Regions from separate parts of the Mus musculus genome. Here region 1 is linked to region 2. A link is a loop called in an ENCODE intact Hi-C map of the cell type or tissue named here. Cell type or tissue: heart. All regions are shown on one strand. Each heading gives the region's core, and the rest is flanking DNA. Links, peaks and the distances in the headings are about the cores only.

Region 1 (2,923 bases), core at 218-2,717, 240 kb before region 2:
CAACTTCAGTCCAATGGTCAGGTGTAAGCTATCCTGTGTCTGTCTCAATCAGCTACTAGTAGAGCCTCTCAGAGGAGAGCCATGCTAGGCTTCGGTCTTCTCCATTTTTGCCCCTGCATTCCTTTTAAATAGGAACAGTTCTTGGTCAAAAATTTTTACTGAAGGTCAGCAAGCCTGTCCCTCCACCTCTATCTACTGGAGGTAGTTCCCCCTACCCACTGTTGGGCATAAAATGCCATCTTTGAAACAACCCCACAACAAGATTGACAGGATTTTATTTCAAAAAACCAATTTCAAAGTGACTTAACAGCTACCACTTATTGATACAAAAGAGAAAAACTTCCTGACTCTTAACTATTACCTGATACTAACCCAGATTCTGAGCCAGTCTTGGTGGACCATCCCATTAATCCTAGCATTTCAGAGGCAGAGTAGGCTGACCTTAGTGAGTTCAAGGACAGCCTGGCTCTGAAAAGCAAAAACAAAATAAAAAACAAAAACAATCAAACAATTTAACAAATAGAAGTCCTCCACCCGATACTGATACAATTAAAAAGAAATTATAGACTGATGTAATTTAAAAACAACTTTGAGGGGCTCAGGAGATGGCTCAGAGGTTAAGAGCACTGTGTAGCCTTCCAGAGATCCTGAGTTCAATTCCCAACAATCACATCATGACTCACAACCATCTGTAATGGGATCCAATGCCCTCTCCTGGTATGCAGGTGTACATGTAGATAGAGCACTCATGTAAAAGAAATAAATATGTTTCTTTTAAAAAAATGTTTTTTGAACTGGGCATGGTAGCACACTTCATTAATAATTGTGTTACACAAAGAAAACCTTTCTCAAATGAATGAGTGAGTGAATGAATGACCTCCCCCAAGTTTTCTATTATTAGCTATTTCACACTTGCATATTGCATTTGTATGTCCACATCAAGTATTGCCCAATATTTTGGTATACTTTTGATATAAAGTACATATTCCACTCCTAAAACTCTGCTCTTCTGATTTACAATTCCAACAAACCTCTCGATTGTGTTCATCTCTATTCATATTGCCAGGGACCCAGTAAGATAGGAGCTATGTGTTGGAGCCTGATGTGCTCAGCACAAGATGACAACTAAAGGTAGTGATTATTCTCCTACAATCTATCCATAGCCAACCTCTGGGAGGTAAAGTGAGCTGTTCCAGTTCCTAGAATGACTGTGGTCTTGTGTGAGGCCAGTGAACATAAAGACAGCTGCTGTTGGTTACTGATTACAATAATTGTATGGAGTCTAGAGAATAGTGTGTCTTAGCCCATCCTCTCCTCTTTTCCTTCTTATATCCTAACCACCTCTTCTTTGGTGTTCACCAAGCTAGATGAACTAACTAGTAACTGACTATATTAAGACTAGAACCATATACCTTATTTTTTGCATCTGTGCAAGTTAAGGTCTCTGCATTCAACACTCCAGAAAAAAGGGAGGGAGGGAGGGAGGGAGGAAGAGAGAAAGAGATAAATAGATAAATAAATAAATAAATAAATAGAGGGGTGGAAGGAAGGGAGGAGAGAAGGAAGGAAGGAAGGAAGGAAGGAAGGAAGGAAGAAAGAAAGAAAGAAAGAAAGAAAGAAAGAAAGAAAGAAAGAAAGAAAGAAAGAAAGAAAGAAAGAAAGAAAGAAAGAATTGGTTTTTCTCACTTTAAGCATAAATCACAAGACTAACTCCTTTCTGAGTTAGTAAAATGACAGACCGCCATCTAGTGGTAACATCAGTACAGCACAGGATGAATTCGGCCCTGGGCGGATAGCAAAGAGCCACTGAATTCTTGAGACACCTATTTCTTTTCAAATTCCAAGTTCTTTAAAAGTCTCTCCCAAGTCAAAATTTTAGGATTTGCTTTTGGCTTCTCATGTTTGTGTTTTGGGGATGGGACTTGGGCTTCTGAATTTAGCCTGTGTTGTTGTTGTTTGGTACAAAGTATGTATTCCAGCGGCTGGAAGTCCAGGAGGTGTTAGGCTTCCGGTCATTTATCTAAATGGTTCTGAACTCACTATGGGGGTCAGATATCGGGGTGCAAAGTCCTACCAGATCCACTTCTGGTCTAGCTAGCAGCAAGCATGAGGGGAGGCTGGGCGAGCTGACAGCTGGGCCTGTGTGGAAGGCAGCCAGAGACAAAGTGGGAGGGACGGGTCTCCGCGGGGCAGGGCCACTCACCCGGAAACGGAGGGTGCAAGCACATTGGACGTTACCAGGAAGTGTAGAAAAGTGTTGAGTGGGAGGAGTTAGAGGAGTGACGTGAGCGGAAGCTGGGAAACTAGGTGAGTGAAGCCAGGTAAGTTGAGAACCAAAGCCAAAAGTGTTAACGACCTGTTCACGTCCAGAGCTCACGGCCCTGCACCGTAGGGAATCGCGTAGTGTAGACCTGGGATAGCAGAACGGGGAGGAATTTAGGGGAAGGTAAAACGCCGGCCAGCCGTGTGCCGCGCGGGGCATCTTGGGAGAGTCAGCAGCACAGCAGCTGGAACCATAGCTCAGAAACCTCCCAAGTCAAAGGAGCTACGGGGCTGGGAAGGGGCCGGAAGAGAGCAGGGCGTGATCAGTTTTTCTGGTGTTCATAAGTAAGCTGGCTCGATATATTTTAGTGCATATAAACTGAAATAATCCTGATGTGTTTTTCATTGACCAAATGATTGCCAAAATATTCAAAATAGTAGAATAGTAGAATATTTTAGTTTATCTACTGAAGTTTGCAAACCAGTTCTCTTTGTTGAGATAAAGGATAAAGCTCTTTAAATTTACTTACATCCATGCTAACTCCACTGTTATACCCAGGACATACTTGGTGACTTAACATCCCCAGAGAGCTTTTAGCTATTACTCATGAAAGGAATGGCTGGAAATGTAACTGAATCTCAGCGTATATTTGTTGCGAGT
Region 2 (2,923 bases), core at 328-2,827:
TCCCTTATATGAAAGAACCTCACGCCAGTTATTCATTGTTCCTAAAAGAGAAAGAGAAGAGAAACAGAAATGGATAATTTTCCAGTAAACATGTCCCAGGTCAGTGGTCATGTTCACTTCTTTCTAGAAATGGTATATTTTCAGGTATTTCAAGCCTTTAATTTTCTGCTTTTATAATTTTTTATTATAAGGTAGACACATTGGAAACAAACAAACCAATCACACACTGCAAAATAACCAGACCCAAAATCTGTATAACCAAATGAACTTTTATATGGTTAAATTAGTCACTGGGAATAAAAATTCTGGAGACTCATTTGATTTAACAGTTTCAATATCTGATATGTTTTGATGTACTTACCCACCACCAAAAACCAAAAAAGTGTGGCATTACAAGAAAAAAAAACATATGTATTAGAACTAGAAAAGCAATTAGCACTATATCATATAACTGGTGGTCATTACCTGCATTCAGCTCTATCTCAACCCCTGATATTAAATCTTTCTTGTTCTCTTTTCTCCATGTTCTTTTGTGTCCACATGTACATGGTTTCCATAAGCAAATATTGTTACATAGATTGTGCATATGAGGGAAAATATGTTTTCTTCTTTCTGGCAATGTATGACCTCACTTAATAGTACACATTCTAAGTCCAGTTATTTTCCTACAAATTACTATTACATTTCTCTCTTTACTTGGGCAGGTTTCCATTTTATATGTGTAACATTTTCATTATCCATTCATGTGGTGGTAGACAATTAGGTTGATTAGTTCTTTGCAATGGTGAATAAAGCACCAGTAAACATGGGGTGTAAATAATCTAGAGTGGAATGTAGAGTTCTCTAGGTATGCTCCCAGGAAAGAAATTGCAGAGCCACACATTAATTTTACCTTTATTTTTTAAATACTCTTCAAAATTATTTCCATTTGAGTATATTAATTTGTACCCACTCTCTCTTACACACACACCAACAGTGAAAAAAGGCTTCCTTTCTCTCCACATCCTCTCTAACTTCTGTTGTCAGAGTAGTTGATGACAGCCATTCTGCCTGTGGTAAGGCAGTATTTTAAAGTACTTTTATTTTGTGTTTCTCTGATGGAGTTTTAGGAATACTGGATACTTTTTTTCTATATTTATTGACCATTTGGGTGTTTGTCTTCTCAAGGTGTCTATTTACATCCTTTGCCTATTATTGATTGGCAGTTTATTACCTTGGTATTTAACTTCTGTAATTCTTGTTAAATTCTAGATATGATCCCCTATCTAGAGTGTCACTAATACAGATTTTCTCTTTTTCTGTGGGTGTCTGTGTGCCCTGCTAATTGTTCCCTTTGATGGACAGAAACTGTATGTATGTATACACACACACATACATACATGTCATCACATCTGTGTTTCTCTATAAGACCCAAGTACAGACAGGATTGATTCAATGTCAATAGTTTAGCATGATTTTCAGGTATAGCATTTTAAAGCAAGTGTACTCATCACGAACTGTCCTTCTGAGACATGCACACTGTCATTCTGAGGGACATAAAGTGTCCATAACAGATAGATAATCATGTCCAGACCTCAATTGTGTGTCCTGTTTCATGGACATGCTTGTGAGACTATTGTGTCATCCTGCTTTCACAGAGGTAGAACATTCATTACAGAGTGTGAGTACGTGAGAAATCATCTCACTAAGTAATGGTCTTTGTTCATCTACATCCCATCTTCCTATTTCCAGAAAAGCACTGTGCCCAGCATCACATGGTCACACTGTGCGTTTTTGTTTCAGTGTCTGTTGACATTTGGGGATGTGGCTGTGGACTTCCCCCAGGAGGAGTGGGAATGCCTGGACTCTGCTCAGAGGGCTCTGTACATTGATGTGATGTTGGAGAATTACAGCAACCTGGTCTCTGTCGGTGAGAACATTTTTCTTGTAGAACTTCCACTCATCCTTTCTATATATTGACCTTAACAGTAGTAAACTCTGTTAAGCTATTTGAAAACGACATCAAATTAGGGAAAGTCTGATAGAGAAAGGAACTTTTTCATGGTGTTTTATTTTTTTCTTTCCATTTTCTAGTTTAGAGGCGCCATGTACCCTTCATTTTATTTCTGTATTGTATAATATTTATCCCATATCTCCATGTCCATCATTGTAATTACATGGTATTAGTTGTGAGAAAAACTCAACATAAGTGAATTAAAAATTCTCCCTTGGGCTGGTGAGATGGCTCAGTGGGTAAGAGCACCCGACTGCTCTTCCGAAGGTCCAGAGTTCAAATCCCAGCAACCACATGGTGGCTCACAACCATCTGTAACAAGATCTGACTCCCTCTTCTGGAGTGTCTGAAGACAGCTACAGTGTACTTACATATAATAAATAAATAAATCTTAAAAAAAAAATTCTCCCTTAATGTGCTGAAGATTCTGAAAGAAAATATCACTGGGAATTCATTCCTGGATTCTTCTACTTTGTATTCTCTTCATGTACTGAGCAGAGTACTATGTTAGACACCTGTATTCTTTCTTAAAGTGTCTAGCATGGGTCATAGGTACCTCACAGAACACCTGGATTCTTATATGCAAGATAGGCCTGGTCACTGGTGTGGAAAAAAATTAGATTGCCCTGGAATGTGGAGAGGAGAGACAAGCCACAAATAGGGTGAGCTAGTGAGTAAGCAGGCAAGAGTGAACGATTAGAGTGAAAGGGAAAGCAAGAGCTGGAAATGCTTTGCTATATTCAGTCCCACTTAAAATGATTCCCAATCATTTAGCCTAGTATAATGGCCTGGTCCCAGAATGCATCTTACCTGTTGTAACTATTAGAAGAAATGGATCCCTGGGACTCTCTGACAAACCACTCTAACCTACTTAATATTACTTCATGGTCATCAGTAGCCCATATGACATATACCTGGGTGACTGCTCAA

The links. Peaks named below come from ENCODE experiments on the same cell type or tissue, not always from the same donor. Only the 100,000 strongest peaks of a DNase experiment are listed, where the experiment ranks them.
Region 1: a loop joins it to region 2, with 5 times the contacts of the local background. A loop is called at or near these places in 2 of 42 quality-filtered maps.

What each region holds. Positions count from the first base shown.
Region 1 is chr17:21,448,101-21,451,023 of GRCm38, forward strand. Zfp51 (zinc finger protein 51) reads left to right here and starts at 2,274. Exons shown (of 5, transcript NM_009558.4): 1 at 2,274-2,321. In heart, for the core only: a CTCF peak has its summit at 1,772 (motif pointing left); a DNase peak (open chromatin) is centred at 2,191; H3K4me3 peaks cover 1,014 bases; H3K27ac peaks cover 913 bases.
Region 2 is chr17:21,686,019-21,688,941 of GRCm38, forward strand. Gm10509 (predicted gene 10509) reads left to right here. Exons shown (of 6, transcript NM_001354753.1): 3 at 16-99; 4 at 1,783-1,909. The coding sequence starts at 70. Among named protein-coding and RNA genes, the nearest start is that of Gm10509, 7.6 kb to the left of the region's middle. In heart, for the core only: no CTCF peak of the experiment used is centred there; no DNase peak of the experiment used is centred there.